3 separate regions of the Mus musculus genome follow, and all the other regions are linked to region 2. A link is a loop called in an ENCODE intact Hi-C map of the cell type or tissue named here. Cell type or tissue: heart. All regions are shown on one strand. Links, peaks and the distances in the headings refer to the core of each region. The heading gives the core; the rest is flanking DNA.

What was found. Hi-C counts contacts between places; a loop is a spot of excess contacts. Peaks named below come from ENCODE experiments on the same cell type or tissue, not always from the same donor. Only the 100,000 strongest peaks of a DNase experiment are listed, where the experiment ranks them.
Region 1: it touches region 2 in a loop (4-fold over the local background); 14 of 42 quality-filtered maps call a loop at or near these places.
Region 3: it touches region 2 in a loop (2.0-fold over the local background); 11 of 42 quality-filtered maps call a loop at or near these places.

Annotation. Positions count from the first base shown.
Region 1 is chr5:104,430,401-104,437,303 of GRCm38, reverse strand. It overlaps Spp1 (secreted phosphoprotein 1), which reads right to left and starts at 2,193. Exons shown (of 7, transcript NM_009263.3): 1 at 2,108-2,193; 2 at 862-929; 3 at 728-763. The coding sequence starts at 915. RefSeq lists enhancers at 1,306-1,342, 1,092-1,411, 2,223-2,269, 2,887-2,895, 2,900-2,927, promoters at 2,107-3,097, 2,148-3,628, 2,171-6,903 and a cis regulatory region at 3,577-3,591. In heart, for the core only: a CTCF peak has its summit at 4,169 (motif pointing right); no DNase peak of the experiment used is centred there; H3K4me3 peaks cover 303 bases.
Region 2 is chr5:104,215,208-104,222,110 of GRCm38, reverse strand. No RefSeq gene overlaps it. Among named protein-coding and RNA genes, the nearest start is that of Dmp1, 16 kb to the right of the region's middle. In heart, for the core only: a CTCF peak has its summit at 3,043 (motif pointing left); no DNase peak of the experiment used is centred there.
Region 3 is chr5:104,145,189-104,152,091 of GRCm38, reverse strand. It overlaps the pseudogene Gm3157. Among named protein-coding and RNA genes, the nearest start is that of Dspp, 22 kb to the left of the region's middle. In heart, for the core only: no CTCF peak of the experiment used is centred there; a DNase peak (open chromatin) is centred at 2,571.

The DNA.
Region 1 (6,903 bases), core at 2,925-5,424, 210 kb before region 2:
GCACCCATGTTCTCCAGACTGTTGGAAGACAGGCAGCCCCACCACCAGCTCACACATTCTGTGCACAAGTGCTTCCCTGACTGTCTTCGCTGAGCAATGAAACTGCAATGACGCTCTACACTTGGACCTGAACTCTGTGTGCCTTTTTGTCCAAGCACAGGGTCTGTGTTACACCAGCATATTCTTACCTATGTGGAGGCACAGGTATGCCAATGCTGCTGGTCTTATGTTGAAACATGTAAAGGTACTGGTTTGGTTTTCATTCTCATTTAGGAAAATGTGATCTAAAGTCAGCTAATAGATCCAAACAGCACAAATGGACTTTTCTTTTCAAGATGGACTTGGATGGTATTGTAAATATCATAGTCATATGATCAGCTCCAGCTGACATCTGAGTGACCTTCTAAAGTCAGCCTGCAGGATTTTCCAAGCATGCTGACTCAGGAAAGAACCAGTCACTCAAGGTCCTGTGACCTGCTTTATGTAAGTAGCAATTGTCTAGAACATGCTTTTATTATATTAAAAATCTAATTATAAGAGAATCTGTTTATTAAAAACAATGGCCGATTTGGTACTGTCTCTGTCTAAAATACATAGTAAGTACTTTGAAATACTCAGGTCTAATTATATAGATGAATAAAATGGCAACAAAAAATTGCTGTTCCTAGCAACCTTTGCGACGCTGGCGAACATTCTTCAGTTAAATGATCAACCCGGAGGTGCTTACCTTCTCCTCTGAGCTGCCAGAATCAGTCACTTTCACCTTTAAAACAGAAAAGTGACAAGGAAATGCGTGTGAGTGTGCTAAAGCTAAAATTCATTTGTTTTCAAGAATTCTCTCTAAGATTCAGCTGTACTCACCGGGAGGGAGGAGGCAATGCCAAACAGGCAAAAGCAAATCACTGCCAATCTCATGGTCGTAGTTAGTCCTGCAACATATTTTATGAGGCACAGTTGATGTCTTGTCAGGTTCAAACACACTCTTGGCACCACTAGATCACCACCAAGTCACCAATAATTTATGGAATCTTTCTACATCTCAGAGAAAATTTCAGTGAGTCAATATTTGTGTGCCTTTTCTACCTCTCCACCTCTCATCCTTAGCAAGGAAAAGGGCAATTTCACAACTCTATTCATCCAAACTTTACGTCTGGAGTCTCAGAGCTTATGCCCCCACTATCTGATGTCTCTAGAGCTCCACACCAAGATTTGTTTCACAGTAATCGAGTAATTAAAGCAACGAACTACCATGAGAGTACTTTCTGCAAGGAAGAAAAAGAGAAAATAGAATGATAAAAGAAAATTGCTTTTTCCATTTGCATTTCAAATGTGATTTTAACTTACATTATACAAAGCTGAAAGAAACAAAGATATCTTTGAATTTGAGTAAGATGTTCTATTTGGACTAATAATAATAATAATAACAACAACAATAATAATAATAATAAAAATAAAACACTGAGAGCAGGCAACAGCTTTTCTGTGCATGTTGATGAGTCTGTGTTATCACACAGGGACCTTAGTGAAAACTGTAAAAGCCAAGTGCAGAAGCGAGAAATTAAGGAAGGTTCTCTTTTGAAGTGAGACAGTTTTCTAAAAATAACTGTATCTGGTTTATATTAATATAGAGGATCCTCCTTTACTGGTCTCCACAGTCATCCAGCCACTTTAAAATGATGCAGACATTTGTTCCAAAGATACATAGAACTTTACAATGTGTGTGTGACAGGAGAGAGAGGGAGAGAGGGAGAGAGGGAGAGAGAGAGAGAGGAGGGAGAGAGAGAGGAAGAGAGAGGAGGGAGAGAGAGAGGAGGGAGAGAGGGAGAGAGAGGAAGAGAGAGAGGGAGAGAAAGAGAGAAAGAGAGAGAGAGATTACTAGCAGATCTCTCTCTCTCCTTTAGAGGACCAACTAGATTTATTTTAACTTCTACATCCAACTGGCTTTGAAAATACCGGGAAACCTGCAATGTACCTGACCAGCTTATTCAAAAAGACCAGAACAGCACGAGTCTGACTAACAAATACGACTGTTGAAAGAATGTTCTCTGGACTCACCCTCAGAATTCAGCCAGGAGAACTGCAGCCTCATGGGCCACTGCAGGCTTACCTTGGCTGGTTTCCTCCGAGAATGCCTGCCGCAGAAGACTGCAAACCCAAGCAAGGATGCTTCTTCAGTGTGAGCTGCTGGTGGCTCAGACCTCCCAGAATTTAAATGCTGGTCCAGACAGTCTCCACCAATCAGGAGGTGGAGTGATGTGTCATGAGGTTTTTGCCACTACCCGGCCCACCTGCTCCTACACTTCCTCCTCTGGTTTTGTGGTTAAAAAAAAAAAAAAGGAAGAAAAGGAAACACACACAAAGCATTACTGATGAACGATGTCATTAACTACCCTTTTCATTTATAGACTGCATTTAGAATCCCGGAAGAGCATCAGGGATCCATAAGGAAAGGAAGAGTAGATCACCCTCACAGAGACTTTGTTTATAGTTACTGAATTAGTAGAAAAACATCAATGGGGATGAAAGGTATGGATTCTCCTATCTAAGTTACAGATAAAGGCCACATGGATACACAATTTGATTCTCTCAGACTTACTTAAATCTAGAAAACTGCTGTCTCGGCAGAACTTTCAGACCCTCCCTTTTGCCTTTGTATTCGGTAGCTTAGGTTGGCCGGGCCACAGTGGCTCTGTTTTGTACTCCGGAAGATCACCATGAATTTGAGGCTAGCCTCGGCTCCATACTGTGTTCCAGGTCAGTTGGGGCAACAGAAAGTGAGACCCTCTCACAAAAGAAACAAAACCTCACAACAAAACGAAACAAAGTAACAACTCAGTTTTGACACTTGAGCTATGCAGCCGCTTGCTCTTTGTGCAAACCACACAGTGACCCTGAATTCCTCTCCTGCCTCCACTGACCTTTAGAGACGTGAACCTCGTGAACCTTGTTGCTCTGTTGGAGCAGCTGGGAGTGATGGTTCTGATGCTATCTAAACTATAATGGCCATATAGAGCAGAAGAGGTGGTTACTCCAGATAGAGCCCGCCTAAGCAAGCAGTTTGTGAGACTGGAATGCTTGCTGGGTGGGGAAGCTGCAGGAGCCAGACTGCCTTTCAGTCCTTCTGTAAGCAGTGCCAGGTGTGACCTTGGGCAAGTCACTTAGTCTATCTACAGGACAATGGATTAGTGTAAGTGCAGTTGATAGCACTTCACATTTTGCAATGCTCCTTCCCCCACATGTTAAAGAACGTGTATATTTTAACTATTACAGAAATCTTCAGCAGAGGCAAGGAGCTGAAATTTGTAATGCCTTTGAATTGATCTTTAAGCTGTACACGTTAAAGGGTTCTCTGAATATTTTTTTAAAGACACAGCTTATATTTCTGAATTATCTTTTTTGAGTTTTATTTCCTGGAATATATAAGGTTGGCTACTTAAAAAGATTTTAAAATTTGTATTAACAAAACGTTACTGAATAGTTAAGAGGTATTCAAATGAGATAAAATTATAGGTGAAGCAGACTTCTTTAAATATTTAATACTGCCCTGCAGTTACTTCCTTTCTTTTCCCGAAATGGAGAACACAGGCTTATTACCTTACATCTCCAATGTAAGAGGCATGCAGAAATTGAGATTAAAGTTAAGTCAAACCTTTGTTGTATTAGATATTAGTGCTACTTGCCAAACCCTGCTTTTAATATGAATATAGGTTAAGTAATCTTCTACAGAGTTAGAGTAAGTAGCACAAAACTGTTTTGAGCATTTGGGTTATCTCTTGATAGATGTGTTCTAAATGAATTAATATTATTACTTTGAAGGTCCTTAGCACACACTTTATTAAGATGACTCCTATGACTATCAAATATAAATCACACAGGTTTTTAACGTTGTAAAAACAGACTCCTTATTTCTTTTAAAAGAAAAAAACCTAACAACAAGCGTTTTTGCCCTTTAAGCACAACACCCACTGGAGTTTGTGTTTTCAGTGTTGTTCAGGGAAATTCCACAAATCCTAAGGCAGCAAGCCGTCCACAGGGTTTCACTGCAGTTTACTCTGCGCCCACAGGAATGATTCAACACGAATTAGGGAGGTATAGGAATAGATTTTGCTGGAGCTGCGCCACCTCGAGCTGAACCATATGACCCCTCCAGGACTCCTTTTCATTCTAACTCCCAAGTGCCACACGATGGCAGCATTTCTAGAAAGGGCAACAGACAGCCCTCAAAGGCTTCGAAGATTTTCTGAATGCATCCTTAGAGGCCGACTGTATGCACCCTGTTTCCCAGAATGCCGAGTAAGGAAGTATTTCTCAGCAATGACCCAGTTGGCAACCAGGGCCAGGGACCCTGAGAACCGAAGCACCTCTGTCCCGCTCTGTTGATGCCTTCAGCAATCCCATTGCGACAGGACTGTCTGCTTCCCTCTTCCTACACTCATACCAGCGACCTTGAGGATGAGGCTTTGCACTGGGAGCAATTCTGCAAAGCAGAGGACAAAACGCTCTTCTAACTCGAGGAGGCACGCGCTTTTGCTTTCCGAATCCAACTATGCTGCTGACATTTTCCCTGAGTGGGAATTTGTAGTTGTTTAGAATTCACACATTAAACAATTTAAATGCAGCACTGTTAGTTAGCTCTTGTATTTCTAAGTCTCAGGCTCAGCTAACAGTTGGTAGATAGGAGCAAGAGTTTAAAATGCCCAAATTCTTTGTAAATCTTGTCAGTGGAAATAAAGAAGTTTAGTTGCAAAGGGTAATTTGTGATCTTAAAATGTAAATACTGTAAGAAGTTAGATAGAAACATAAAGAATATTGTTGTTCTCTTGTTTACATAAAAATTCCCACATCACTGGAAAAGTTAAATGCTTAATGCCACTTAAGTTGACATTCACCTTATCTGGAAGTTTGTAATAGTACAGTTGTAATAGTACAGCTTTCTCAGTTACATATATTCATTTTGTCCCCAAATAAAGATTCAGATGTCTTGGAATTGTCTTGCCAGCATAACTAACCTGTCAGGAGTTTAGTCTATGGAAAGGAGACATTATTCACTAAAGGGTGAGATTTTTAGATTCAGACATGAAAATAGTATTAAGAAATAATATAAATTCTTTTATCCCATTGTTAAATGCCATAGACAACAAAATCCACCTCCGAGAAGGTGGTCATATAGAAGGTGGTCGTATAGAAGTTGGTCTTATCTTATAGAAGGTGGTCTTACATGAGTAATCATTAATTTTAAACTAAAACAAATGAAAAAAATTGACCTTAAAGCCCAGGATATGTTACAGAGGGGGAAAAAACCCTCACTGAATTGATGTCTTTAATTTATATGTTTTAGGGCACAGAAAGGTTTCACTGTGATATTCATGCATGTATATGATTACACATTTTTATTCTTTCTCCCCAGACTTTCCTTTCCCTCTTTCTCTTGTCACCTTTTGTTGGCCCCCCAAGGAGTCTTCCCTTCTGCTTGCATAATAAGTAACATCAAGTCTATCACTCTCCATCTTATCTCACTGCTTCCTTCAGACTTCTTTCTCTTCTCTCACGGTCATACACACACACACACACACACACACACACAAATACGTACACACAGATACATAGACACAGACACATAGACACACAGACCCATAGACACCCACACATGCACACACATGCATACACATGCACACATACACAGGCACACACACAAACGCGTACACACAGATACACACACAGACATACACACACAGACACACACAAATACGTACACACAGACACATAGACACACACACACACACATACAAGGCACTGGTGCACTGTGAATAGTATTGCAGGAAATATGAGCTGAAGATACTTCTGTGTTGTGTTAACTTGAGCATATAGCATATCTGTGTCATGTGGTCTTTCTACTTTTAGGGGTTTTTGCTTATTTTCATTTTTGAGATAGCATTTCTCTGTGCAACAGTCCAGGCTGTCCTGGAACTTGCTTTGTCAAGCAGGATGCCTTCAAGCAAGCTCAGACCTACACCTCTCTGTCTCCCTAGTGCTGGGATTAAAGGCATGCACACCACCTTGCCTAAGTTAATACACTGCAGACACGCCACCTTGCCCTCCTAGATTGCTTGTTTTAGAAAGTCCCATGCTGATTGCTGATTCCTACAGTGGAGTGATTAAACTCATTTATGCTCCCAGCTGTGTATGAAGGAGCCCTCCTCCTTATTCCTTATTAGTACTTCACTATCTCTCTCTTCCCCCACTGTCTCCTTCTAACTCCCTCCTTCCCTTCCTCTTCTTTCTCCTCTCCTTCTTCCTTTTCCTCCTTCCCTTCCTCCTCTTCCTCCTCTTCCTCTTTCTCTATTCCTCTTCTTCCCTTACTCCTTTCGACTTTCCTCTTCCCTACCCTTCTCCTCTCCCTCCTCTCCTTCCTCCTCTTCCTCCTCTCCTTCCTCCTCTCCCTCCCCTACATCTCCTCTTCCTGTTTCTCCCCTATTCCTCTTTTCCCTTACTCCTTCTGTCTTTCTTCTCTACCCCTCCTCCTCCTCCCCTTCCTCCTCCTCTACTTCTCCACATCCTTCTTCCTAACAGTGCTTAGGACTGAACCCAAGGAACTAGAGCCATCCAACCTTCTCTTCTGATTGGCTTCCTGTTCTACACTGAAACAGTCTCATGCTCTACTACTGAGATACAGTTCCACTTTCTAATATTTATGTATGTATGTGTGTATGTATGTATGTATGTATGTGTCATTATTCATAATGGGGACACATTAACGTTCTTCATGTTGAAGTCCCCTTAAAGTAGATTTATTTTCTCAAATGATATATTCCTATACTGACGGGTTGAATACTCGTGAAAATGAAATGACATTTGAAACTCGTGTAGCCACTGGGGTTAAGGAAGTGTGGTTGAGAAGGAAAC
Region 2 (6,903 bases), core at 1,848-4,347:
CTTCAGAATTGGGTCTGAGGTAGTTCAGTATCTTTCCAATGGAATAGAACATGGAGTTAAGATTTTTTTTTAAACCCCTAGATGAAGAGCTACAAATCATTAAAACCTTCCAGAGAGGGTGAGAATTAGTCTTCCCCAAAGATGAGCACCCTAACTGCTTATCCAACTCCAAGTAGTGTGCCCTAAAATACTGTATGTGCAAGCAATAGCAAAGAAAACATTCCAGCTTGGTGTCTTTGTTCTGCTGCATCAAAAGATCCAATTACGTAAGGCAACTTACTATGTTTTCAATTAGAGGTTGTAAAAACTAAATTTAAATCTTCTCAAAATATGTTATGATCTACCACAAAAATCTAGGTAGACATTTTAGGCCAGCTTAAAATTATCAACATCACCAAGTCACAAAATTTTCTGCCCATATTCCCAAGTGTAAGCTTTCCTTGTTTTGGTTTGTGGTATCTGCAAGGTGTGACATATTTAGTCTTTCATCTTTTATCTAATCATTTCCATTCCCACAATTATGTCTTCCAAATATATCTTATCTATGTGTCCTTTTATTTATTTCTTCCATGTCTCCTTGCCATCTAATCACTAGGACACAATTCAAGAATCATGGCACTGTCTTAGTCAGTGTTTCTATTCCTGCACAAATATGACCAAGAAGCAAGTTGGGGAGGAAAGGGTTTATTCAGCTTACACTTCCACACTGCTATTCATCACCAAAGGAAGTCTAGACTGGAACTCAAGCAGGTCAAGAAGCAGGAGCTGATGCAGAGGCCATGGAGGGAGGTTACTTACTGGTTTGCTTCCCCTGGCTTGCTTAGCTTACTTTCTTATAGAACCCAGGTCTTCCAGCCCAGGGGTGGCACCAACCACAAGAGGCTCTGCCCCTTTGATCACTAATTGAGAAGATGCCTTACAGCTGAATCTCATGGAGGTATTTCCTCAAGAGAGGCTCCTTTCTCTGTGATAACTCCAGCTGTGTCAAGTTGACACACAATACCAACCAGTAAAGGTACCATATCCCCACAGAAGCCTATCACTATGGAACCATGACACCACATGCCATGGCACCATATGGCAATGGCACCATATCTCCATCAAAACACATCACCATGACAGCATACACCATGGTACCACATCTCCAATCACATTATCATTGTCACGCCATGACACCAGTCATCATGACACCATCTCACCATGACACCATGTCACATGACAGCAGATCACCATGATAGCATAACACCATGTTGCTATGACACCATGACAACATGTCACCATGACAGCATGTCACCATGTTACCATGACACCATGTTACCATGTCACCGTACACCTTAACACTGACACACCATGGAACCTTGACACCACACCAGCTTGATACTGTGTCACCATTACACCAATCACCTTATCACTGCCACACCAAGTCACCATGTCACAATGGAATCACACGCTATGGCTTCTGTCTAGGTCCTGATGTGGATTAGACACGTTCTTGGATCTATGCACCCCAACTCACATCTGGAAACTGCCTTTTTCTAAGTGTGTGCTCAATAGACCCATTTTAAGTTACTGGATCTTGTCCCACTGATAACATTGGGTCGGTCCGAGTTAGGCAAGGCAAAATCTTTCCCTAGACCTGACGAAAACCGAAATCATCTGTGTTGGTGGATATGTTGTGTCTGGATGTTGGTAGCCATGCTTCTCTCCATACATGTCAACAAAAGTAGGAAATGCCTGTGGCTGAGGAAGAGGAGAGAAGCATACAAAAGGTAGAGGACAGACCCAGAGCAGGAGGCAGAGCTCCGGGAGCAGGAGGTGGAGCTCTGGGAGCAGGAGGCGGAGCTCTGGGAGCAGGAGGCGGAGCTCTGGGAGCAGGAAGCAGAGCTCCAGTGATGTCTCCCTCCTTGGGCTTCTTGTATTTCATTCTAGTTTCCTTATGATAAGTTACTTTTTAAAATTTTTTTATTTTTTGGTTTTTCGAGACAGGGTTTCTCTGTGTAGCCCTGGCTGTCCTGGAACTCACTCTGTAGACCAGGCTGGCCTCGAACTCAGAAACCTGCCTGCCTCTGCCTCCCAAGTGCTGGGATTAAAGGCGTGCGCCACCACGCCCCGCGATAATTTACTTTTTAAATTCTTTCCATCGCTTAAAGAGTCCTAACTAACACACCATGGCAACCTCCTAATCGTGCTTCTTGCTTCCTGTCTCTATGTTGTGTGCCTCTGTGAGGAAAGCAAAACTTTATCTCTATACTTGGGTTTTTCAGCCAGACCTGAGAACCTAGCAGGGGAGTGAAGATCCGGAGGTATGGAGTTGAACACAAACACTGAATTGCACAGAGTAGAAAGTCGAGGGGACAGAACAAGGCAAGGGGGCTCGAGGAGGGCAGCTATCCAGGTAGAGAAGTAACAATGAAAATGAGGTTAATGTCAAAGGCATTTCCTCCTGCTTCCCTCGATAAGCACTACCCTTTCCTTTTGGCAAGGGCATCTTTTACATATGAACTTTTTCTTCTGCTCTCAAGAGACAGGTGAGAGCAGAGTGAGCATTATCCCCACACAGTTGATGCAGCGGCGTCATCTGAACGGCAAATTTAGGGCTGGTGTATCCTAAGCCCTCATCTACTCACAGGCAGGTAAAACGACTCAGAGGATGAAAACACCAGACTTTAGTTTAAACAGTGGGAGCTTTTTCGATAATAAAGTGGACACTTGCAAAGGAGAGTTGATGCGGGGTGTTCGTTTATTTAACTTTTTTTTTTTAATTATTGATTTTTGCTACGTACAGTAGAGGAGGCAGAAGGACTGAGAGGCAGAGGCGATGGAAATGGTGTCTTCCTCACATATCAGCCTGACACACATATGAACTCACAGAGATTGTGACAGCATGCACGGGAATATATAAAGTTATTGGTGACAGATAAAGGACCAGGACCTTCCAATATAAGAACCTCCTGTGCTCTGGATCCCGTGATCCTCAGGGATGGGGGTGAAGGGGTCCGGATGTTCAGAGGCTACAACAGCAGGCAATGCTGCCATCTTCTGGAGATTGTAGAAATTACACCATTGGGTCATTTTCATTCAAACGTTAGCTTCAGGAATGGAAGATTTATGAAGAATCATACTTTTTAAAAAAAGAAATAAAGATTTGGGTATGGTGGTGTACATAGGTAATCCCACTACTTGGCAGTCTGAGAATGGTCTACAGTTAGAGGTCATCCTGAGCTGCACAGTGAACTTGAAGCAAACCTGGGAGAGGGAGGAAGGAAAGAAAGAAGGGAGGGGAAAAGGGAGGGATGGAAGGAGGGATGGAGGGAGGGAGGTTGGTTCCAATTACATATAATGATAATGTTCATCTTTTAAAATCATAATGATATTGTTAACTTGTAACTCTACACTGAACTCTGGAAAGGCTGCAATTTAGGAATTGTTGTGTCGTCTTTGAGTGAGCTGCGTTTTTTGCTCTCACATGGTAGCACCAAATTATCAGCATCAAGCCAAAAAACCTAGCTTAGTTAAACGTACTTTGCGTAGAAGATACTCCAGATCCTGTGTGATTGTTTCTCCACCCAGACTGGCGAGAAGAATAACTGTAAGGGATCTTGATGGATTTTGGATTAGGGGTGCTCTTCTTGCTTAGTTAATTCAGAACAGAGCATCTAAGGTTGGCAATCAGCAAAATGATATTAGCACAAAAATGTTTGCAGCTTCACCACTAATATTGTTAAGGGAAAAGAAGAAAGATGAAAAGATCATTTGGGTAATTTGTGGGGATGTGAAAACTATAAAACAGGAGAAGACATGTATATTGATAAACACGTAAAAATGACTCTGACTGCGACTATGAAAACTGTCCATGTTTTCAGAGCATAGCCAAGAGGCCAAACTGTGTCTGCTGCTGGGTAAATGACATCAGGAACCTTCTGCATCCCGGTGAGTGGGCCGCCATTTCCTGCATGGCTCACGTGATTATTTCCTATTTGAAAAGCAAAGTAAGCACGCTCTATTCCCAAAGGGAAACTCTCAACAGCGCCCCCTACCTGTGCACACACACACACACACACACACACACACACACACAGTTTCTAGAAAATGGTGGAAATAGTTCTTCATTTTTTCCCCTCAAAAGACAACCTAAATGAAATCCCATTCTCAAGGGAACACGTCTCTTTTTTTGTTTGTTTGTTTTCCTTCCTCTGTCTGCCTGTCTCTTTTCTTTCTCTGTAGTTCTAGAACTTTCTCATCCCTCCAGGTCTTTTGCTTCCATCAAGCCTTCCCCTTGATAAGGCCGGGCAGAGATTCACATCCCTTCTGCCTTAAATGGAAAGAGATAGGAAAGTAGTCCTTTGAGGACCAGCGTGACCATCTGAAGAAAAATCGTATTGCCCTTACTTGTACGAATGCCTTTTGGAAGCACAGAAAGTAGAAGCCTACTTAGCACGGCGGGCTGGAATGGGGATAGAGCGCAGGAAGGGCACCAGGGTGCAAAGATAAAATGATAGCGGGAGTTGTTCAGCTTCCCCTGTGCTCGCCTGGCCTTCTTCCCCACCGGAACTAAACTCCAGCAGGTCTCCAGGCCCGACTATGTCTTGCCTTTCCTGTCAGCTGCACAAGGAGATCTCTGAGCAATCACATCATGTATATTCAGCTGCTTAAAATAATTCACTTGCTGATCTGTGTTGGAAGGGGGACCCGGGCTTCCTGATCATGTCTGCTCCAGTCAGAAGATGATTCTCCGGCAGGGATGTCTTCTGTCTGGTGTGTCGTGGTACAAAGGCAGAGGGAGACCTTTTATGATTTAAATCGTGGTTTGTCTTGACATGAAGCCGATGCAGATAGAAAAACAGTGAGAGAACTCAGGCAGTACCTACTGTAATTAACGCTCAGATGAGCGGTTTTTCAAGACACAAAACATCCTTGCATTTTATTCTGATGACTAGCTGTGTCTTAATTGTTATCATCTGAAAGCCAATGAGGTGCATTCACCAGATAGCCAAATGATGCACCTGTAACTCCCTGTCAGCAGAATCCAGCTAGCCTGGGGCGGAGGGGCAGAGTCCAATCCATCCAATGAACTGGGATTAGAGTTCTCCCTTACAGTTTCCTCTTCACCCGACAGAGGCCTAAGAACAGTCAAAAGGTCTAGAATTGAGCATTATATGATAGTACAAGCTCTCTGTACTGGCTGCACCTTACAATTACCTGGTACTTTTTTTCCATTGCTTCGAAAGCCTACCCACTAGACATAACCCAAGAAGGAAGGATATATGTGGGTACGTAGCTTTAAAGGGTTTATTCTGTGTGGTGGGAGGGTAGGGCAAAGCAGCTCACAACACAGCAGACATGAAGCAGAGAAAGAATTTCTCAGAAAGGGCAAGAGGCAGCATGCAGGCCGATACCTGCTGTCACTCCTTCCTCCAAAGGCCTTGCCGCCTACTTTTTAATGTCTCCAGATGACGTCATCAAGTAATGATGCAATGATTGGTCCATTCTTCAGGTCAGAAATCTCATGATCTAATTGTCCCTGGAAACGCATTCACGCACACTTCTAGAGATGGGTGTTCCTTTTCAATCAAGTTTCATTTTTGAAATAACCTAACACACTAATATGGTTTGTCTAACCAAATAGACTATATGCCACATACTCCAGTGAGGAATTTCTGGAAGAAACTTCTGTACCTTCAAAGCTAAAACCATCCAGTCAACTTTTCTCTGATGCCACTTCCAGTCAACACTTTATGCCACTTCCAGATGCAAGATGCAAGAATGTCTAATGTGTGTGTGTGTGTGTGTGTGTGTGTGTGTGTGTGTATTAACTTCCTTGTTAACTTCCTTGAGGAGTCCGAGGCTAAAGGCAACTGGCTAACTTAATACACCGACCTATGAACCTGGGCTCGTTAGGCGTCTTAGTTGAAAGAAACAAAGACTCACTATAGTTGTTAAGATGGTGGGTGTGTGGTGAGGAGGGAAGTGGGACTTGAGAAGAGTCTGGGAAAGCCTGGTGACCAACAGGAGACGGGCAGTCCGGTGTGCAATCAGAAGAAGGCCATTTTACTCAGCATTGGGAATACAACGTTTTTCTTTATGCTTTATATTAATGTGGTGTATGTACCCCTCTCTGTTGCTATAATTTCTAGCCCCAATAAGCCCATATAAAAAGCATACAATCCAATTATTGTAACTGTAAGCTGTATGCCTAGATCGGGCAGATCTAACACTACACTAACTTAAGACCTTTTACTACTTGTGGTTTCTCCTGGCCACATAGATCAGGTCCATCAAGTCTTCTGTCCTCTCTCCTTCCCCTCTCCTCCACTTCTCTCTCCTATGTGTCCCCACTCTCAAACCTCCAGCCCCCCCATTCCCCTCTACTGCCCAATCACAGGCTCTGGCCTTTACTGGCAGGTTAAAATGGAGAAAATGTTCACATGAGATCAGCTGAGTATGAAATGGACTGCTTATTGGGGGCAACCCCTCTTGAGGAAGCAGAGTAAACATCTGAAGACAAACAGCACCAGGCCAACCCACACCGCCTCTCCATTTCTGCTTCTCTGTGTATCCCTTCCTGGTTTTGTTCTGACCACTTTCAGGGTTCTTTCGTTTTGTATATCCAGGTTTCCAGGAAGGAAAGGCCAAGTTAGACCTGATACCATCGTCACATTCAAGGAAAGCCTTGCCGCTGGCTTCCTAGAGGCTACAAGCCACTAGAGACAGGCTCCCCCGTGTCAGACACTCATCCGGTCCAGCCACTCAGGATCAGATGGGATATTTGAGTAGTGAGAACAAGTTACCTATGCCTGGGACTCCTGAGAGACCCCGGTGGGACAGTTATCTTTGAAGGAGCTATGAGTTTGCAGGAACCCTGCAGTTTACTATAAAGAGCCCAGAACCCAGACCGACACTGGG
Region 3 (6,903 bases), core at 1,470-3,969, 70 kb after region 2:
TATGTGTGTGCATGGAGCCCCACAGATCAGAAGCGAGCACTGGATCCCGTAGAACTGGAGTTACAGATGGCTGCCAAAACCATGTGATTGCTGGGAATTGAATCCCAGGTCCTCTGCAAGAGTGACAGATTTCTTAAGTGCTGAGTTGCCTCTGCAGCTGGCCATACTAGGCATTTGCAACGTGTGGTTGGGTTTGAAATAGTGTTTCACTGTGATACTGATTGATGTCTTCATTTCCTGGTCGCTGGTGACACTGTATGTCTCTCTCCAAGTTGGCTGGCCATGTCTTACCTCTTCTGTGAAGCAGCAATCTGTGGCTAGTCTTTTGATACTTTGTCGGTTCTCCTTTATTCCACCCTTGTCCATTTTTTTTCACCCTTTTAACCCTCTAACTCTAGATGGGAGAGGGAAGAAAGATGAGAAAGGGACTGACATTATTACTAAACTACTTCCTGTTGATTAGGGCATCAAGTTCTTTGGGGCAAGTTCAAGCTTCACTGTCAGGGTATCTAACATCTTCCTCTACCTTTTCCTTTTTTGCACACAACTACTGAACAAACTGTGGCCAACAGCAGCCATCAGCACCCAACAGCAACACAACAGCCATCAGCAACCAACAGCAACAACAACCAACCAACCCCCCTCTCGGGGTCCTAGAATTTATATATCCTCTAAAAAGTTCCCAGAATTCCAAATATCACATAATTGCAGAAAGTATTTGCAACTGGCCAAATTACACCCCTGTTAGAGCATGAGGCAAATCATAATCAGCTGCTGTGGTCAATCTGAAGCAGCCCCATGTCGCCACACCTGGAATTTAAAAAAAAAAGCCATTCCTATCTCTGTGTTTTTTAAAGAAGCAAAAGTTCTCATACAGCTATCCTTATGGCTTTTGTCTGTGTCTTCATTTGTTTCTATAAACTTTTCTTATTAGTCTGTAAATCAACTTGTTCAGTCTCACCTCTTCTCAGTAGGGTTGACCTCGTTAAAAGTTCAGGGGGATCCTTTAAGGGTAATATTGAGGGCAATTCCTCCGGGTAAATGTCTGATACCCACTTTGTGTGACAAGGAAAGTGATATTGTCTGGAATATGCACAAACAGAAGTAGCAGCCCCTTGTCCAGCTGAGCAGAGACCACCCTCACTTCCAAGAGCTGACACATAAATGGTCAACAGGTGTGTGGCCTGGATTTTACTAGTGTGATATCCAGGATCGTAGATGTCTGAAACAAAGGGGGCAGAAGAGTTGGTTCTCACTGTAGCCTGAGATGGAGACATTCCAGGACTCTAGTGATTCTTGAGAATCTTGATGTAGGGACTCATCTCTTTCTCTACCATCACGTGACTTCTCTGTGTCCTTTTGGGTCCTCTGCTCTTCAATATTCAATGTGTTCTAGTGCTTCTCTAGATATTGGGCCAACTGTGTCTGCAAAGGTACTATCTCCGCAGATCACATTCTAAGGTTCTGGGACACAGTAACTGAGGTGAGGGCAGAGCACCGGTATAAAAAGAAATGTTCCCACTCTCAGGAAAAACGATACATTGGAAAGAGGAGTTAAAAGAACATGGGAAGTAGGAAGTGCTTGCCATGCAGGTCAACAGCCACTAGAAGCATCAAAACACTGGGGTGCCAAGCAACCAGCTAGACAAACCCACTTAGAAGTTGACATCAGTCAGCCTTTACCCTCAGTGACTCATGGTAGCACCCAGCCAAGGCCATAGAGTAGCCGTGGGCCAGGCAGAGAAGATGTGTGAAGCACGGGCTCCCTTTCGCCTCGGCTGACATACTTAAAGACCCTGCTGAAGGTGACCTTGCAGATGAAAGGAAGTGACTTTGGATGCTTTGCTCAGCAATCACCTTCTCTTCCATTTCTTTCCCTCACATGACATTAATTTATCAAAATCACTAAAAATCACTTGGATGAGCTCTAGTTTCGGGGGTTTTAATGGTCACTTAATGCTCCATGGCTATGGCTTCTTTCACACTGTAGCAAAATTCCTCTTGCCAGGGGAAGACAGGAGGAGATGCCAAGAGAAATAGCCCGTCATGACACCTGAGAAGATCCTGTCCCACCTGCCCCCACTTCCTCTCCTCTCGCTCTGCTTACACATCAGAATTTAACACTTCGAAGAAGAGTTGAGTTTCGGCAACCAGTACGTTGGATTCTAGCTATTGAGTTGTGGCTTTAGAAATCTATTGCTGGCCAGAAGCTAACAAAGCTATTGTTCTCTCAAATAAATTATAAAAGCAGAGAGTTCTTTCTCTCTAAAGAATTTCGCAGGGGAACTGGCAGTAAGATAGTAGCTCAAAAGAGCTGAAGAAACACCGGCGGAGTCAGAGGACAGTCAGTAGAGGAGTCCAACCCTCTCCTGTGCGGGCTGATTCAGTAGGGCCCCATCACAGTGCATGCCCAGGTCTCTCCTGACCCTGCACTTCCAGAGGATTTATGGAGGGCAGTGGAAGTGTTCAAAGGTATTCTGTTGACCTTGACGTTGTCCCAAGCTAGCAGCAGCGGCTCCCGGATGTCCTTATTGGGCGTCTGTTTCCTGTTGTCCCTTGAACAAAGTCAGCTGGAACACACTAGGGCAAGTAGTACTTGGCATTTCCTGAAAGAAGACCACAGGTCAACGCTGTAATTACTCAGAGGCCCTGCCTAGACACCACAGAGGCTCAGTCACCGGAAGAGGAGACCTATTGTGCTCTGGGTAAAGAGGCTGGCTGGCTAGGAGAGAGTAAGGGGTTCACACTGCTTGTCTATGAACACAGATCCCATCAGATCAGAAAAGTGTTTGCAAAAGGAAAGTGTCTACACAGGATGGCTGACAACCCCCAAAACAGGTTCAAAATGGCTCAGAAGAACAGAATAGAGTGGAGTCTGGGAAGCAGGAAGAGGTGTGAGTATTTGGAAAAGTGGTACATTTGCCACTGATCTGGAGCTGGGATAAACTATATAGCTTCATGGATGACTTCTTTTTTCTACCAGAGCCCAGGTAAAAATAATTATGTTAATAACAATAATATACTTAGACAAGCACATAGCTCTATGTCCTGCATGGACCAGGATGTCCAAGGTCCCTGGCATGGAGAAAAGAGTCCCTGCTGCCCGAGCAAACTGCTGCTTCTCCGTGACTTCTAAGACAAACCCAACATTTCCATTCTCTTGCAGTGGAGCAAACTATATGCTAGCATTGCAACCTCATAAGAAAGAAGCCCATCCTGATACCACATCTACACTGTGACTAAGCCAGTCATGGCGACAGAGCCTGTAATCCCAGCACTTGGAAAGCAAGACAAGAAGATTATGAATTTAAGGCCATCCTGGGTTACATACAAAGATTCTGTCGATAGATAGATAGATAGATAGATAGATAGATAGATAGATAGATAGAGGATGGGTAGACAGACAGATGATAGATATATAGATAGATAGATAGATAGATAGATAGATAGATAGATAGACAGACTGATAAATGATAGATAGCAGACAGACAGATGATAGATAGATTGATTGATTGATAGATCAATAAATAAATAGTTGATAGATGATAATTATAATTTTTAAATTAAATAAGTAACTATAACCACTTTCCTTAGATGTTATAACTCTTCATCAAAATAAATAAGTCATTTAAATAAATAAATAAATCATACAATATTACATTGTATAAATTTACCACAGTTTCTTTAGTTACCTTTTGAAAGACTCAGGCTGTTACAAATAAAGCTGACAGACTATCCAGTTGTTCTTTGAACATAAATAAACTTTCATTTCTCCAGGGTAAATGCCCAAAACTTTTCTTGCTATACTATCTGGCAATTATACACAATTGATTTCCTTAGAAGATACCACATTATGAGATACTACATCTCACCCAGAAACACAGAATGCCTTTGACTGACAGCATTTAAAATTCTCGGTATTACTCTGGAAATCAGTCTGGCGGTTCCTCAGAAAACTGGACATAGTACTACCGGAGGATCCAGCAATACCTCTCCTGGGCATATATCCAGAAGATGCCCCAACAGGTAAGAAGGACACATGCTCCACTATGTTCATAGCAGCCTTATTTATAATAGCCAGAAGCTGGAAAGAACCTAGATGCCCCTCAACAGAGGAATGGATACAGAAAATGTGGTACATCTACACAATGGAGTACTACTCAGCTATTAAAAAGAATGAATTTATGAAATTCCTAGCCAAATGGATGGACCTGGAGGGCATCATCCTGAGTGAGGTAACACATTCACAAAGAAACTCACACAATATGTATTCACTGATAAGTGGATATTAGCCCCAAACCTAGGATACCCAAGATAAAAGATATAATTTGCTAAACACATGAAACTCAAGAAGAATGAAGACTGAAGTGTGGACACTATGCCCCTCCTTAGATTTGGGAACAAAACACCCATGGAAGGAGTTACAGAGACAAAGTTTGGAGCTGAGATGAAAGGATGGACCATGTAGAGACTGCCATATCCAGGGATCCACCCCATAATCAGCATCCAAACGCTGACACCATTGCATACACTAGCAAGATTTTATTGAAAGGACCCAGATGTAGCTGTCTCTTGTGAGACTATGCCGGGGCCTAGCAAACACAGAAGTGGATGCTCACAGTCAGCTAATGGATGGATCATAGGGCTCCCAATGGAGGAGCTAGAGAAAGTAGCCAAGGAGCTAAAGGGATCTGCAACCCTATAGGTGGAACAACATTATGAACTAACTAGTACCCCGGAGCTCTTGACTCTAGCTGCATATATATCAAAAGATGGCCTAGTCGGCCATCACTGGAAAGAGAGGCCCATTGGACTTGCAAACTTTATATGCCCCAGTACAGGGGAACACCAGGGCCAAAAAGGGGGAGTGGGTGGGCAGGGGAGTGGGGGTGGGTGGATATGGGGGACTTTTGGTATAGCATTGGAAATGTAAATGAGTTAAATACCTAATAAAAAATGGAAAAAAAAATAAAATAAAAAAAAAATAAAATAAAATAAAATTCTCGGTATTTTAAATGTGCTAATACACATTAGAGGGGTAATCCTGGTTAAGATGCTCTCTCCCCTTATTTGTGTGTCCTGTATAAGACTGAGAACTATTTTTAATAATTTAAAAAGTGCTAACTAGGCCTTCTCTGCAGTTGAGGGAGAAGGGATACTTTGAAGCTGCCCCTACTCCCTCCCCAGAAGACACAGAGAGCAGGGGCTTGGGGTGGAGGCCGAAGGTCTGGAAGAGCCTCTCCCTGCCCTGACCACACCCACCCCCAGCTCCCAGCCTTCAGGTCCCCATTCACTGCTGCACCTGCACAGGAGAACAAGTGCCCTCCATGGTTTGAATTCCAGATTTGTTCCCAGTGCACCAGGCTTGATAATAACCTTACAGAGAATGATATTTACCTGCAAATATTGACGGAACAAATAAAGCTTCCTGAGGACAAGCCTCAAAACTATGGAGATGGGCTGGTGAGATGGCTCAGTGGGTAAGAGCACCCGACTGCTCTTCCGAAGGTTCGAAGTTCAAATCCCAGCAACCACATGGTGGCTCATAACCACCCGTAATGAGATCTGATGCCCTCTTCTGGAGTGTCTTAAGACAGCTACAGTGTACTTACATATAATAAATAAATAAATCTTTTGAAAAAAAAAACCAATGGAGATGAGGAGAAGAAAGAAGAGACTGAACCTCTCAGACAAATGGCATCAGAGAATCCATCAAGTACTGCACTGCACTGCTGAAGGCTGCTGACAACCACAATGAAAGCAGAAAACATGCAAATGGGAGTTGTAAATTCTATTAATCCTGTACACACAATTCTTCAGCTGGGTCCCTTGGAACCTGTGGTCAGCACAATATCTTCCCTGACTTTCCTACCTTAAAACACACTTGCCAGTGTAAGTCAGGGCAGCAACTAGCTGCCCCACCCCACACTGACTACCTTAGGACATCAGGGGATGGACCCCAACATCAAACAGCTCAGACAGTGACATTCACCCCAGGAGAACAGTCTTTTTTTGCAGCAGGGTCATTCTGTCTCCAAATCATTCTCTCAGCTGTGTCAGTCTATCTCCAAATCCAGGCCCAGAATTCTGCCCTTTCCATGGGGAAGGCTCCTATGATGCTAAGTCCTGTGGATGTGGCTCATCCTTAAAGAGCTACCTAGATTCTTCTGATCTTCTTAGGTCTTGACAGACAGTGGTTTAGGATTAATCTAAGTCACCCACAAAGCACAGAGTCACGGAGTCACCTGTGTTCACTGAACCAAGCGAGTCACAGGGCAGCAGAGTTTATGGGGAGGCGGGGTCAGGGAGGAAGACAAGTGCACAGTCAAGCACCTCACGGGTTCTCCTCATGAGTCGGGCTTCTTGTCGTGCGGTAGACACTGCATTCATCTCACTATGGGTGTTCTTCCACGTTTACTCTGAAAGTGCTCTTGTAGAAAGGCATGCTGATGTTTTGGACATCTGGACTCCTTCCAGGGCATCAGTGACCAGAAGCACCCCCCCAGAGTCGGAGTTCAGTCTGTAAAGTGGAACCTCTCAGACTGTCAGGGAGGAAAGGATCAGTGACCAAAAAGCCGTAAGTCCCATTTGAGGGATGCTTTTTAGTGTCAGTGGACATCACCACACGACACAAAGACGCATAGCACGCCGCAGGAAGACTGGATCTCTGTGTTCCCACAAACAGTATCATTATGGCTGAGGGGGTTTCCACCATCATTCCTATTTGCCCAGTGTCTTAGCGAGAACATGCAATTTAATATTTAATAATAAAATACAATATTTTAAAATACAATCTAATAAAAAATACAATTTAACAATAAAACAATTTTAACACTCCTATGTGGACTAAATCAAAATTTCTTTGATGTCACTGGGGTGTACACCACAGGACAGGGTTATGTC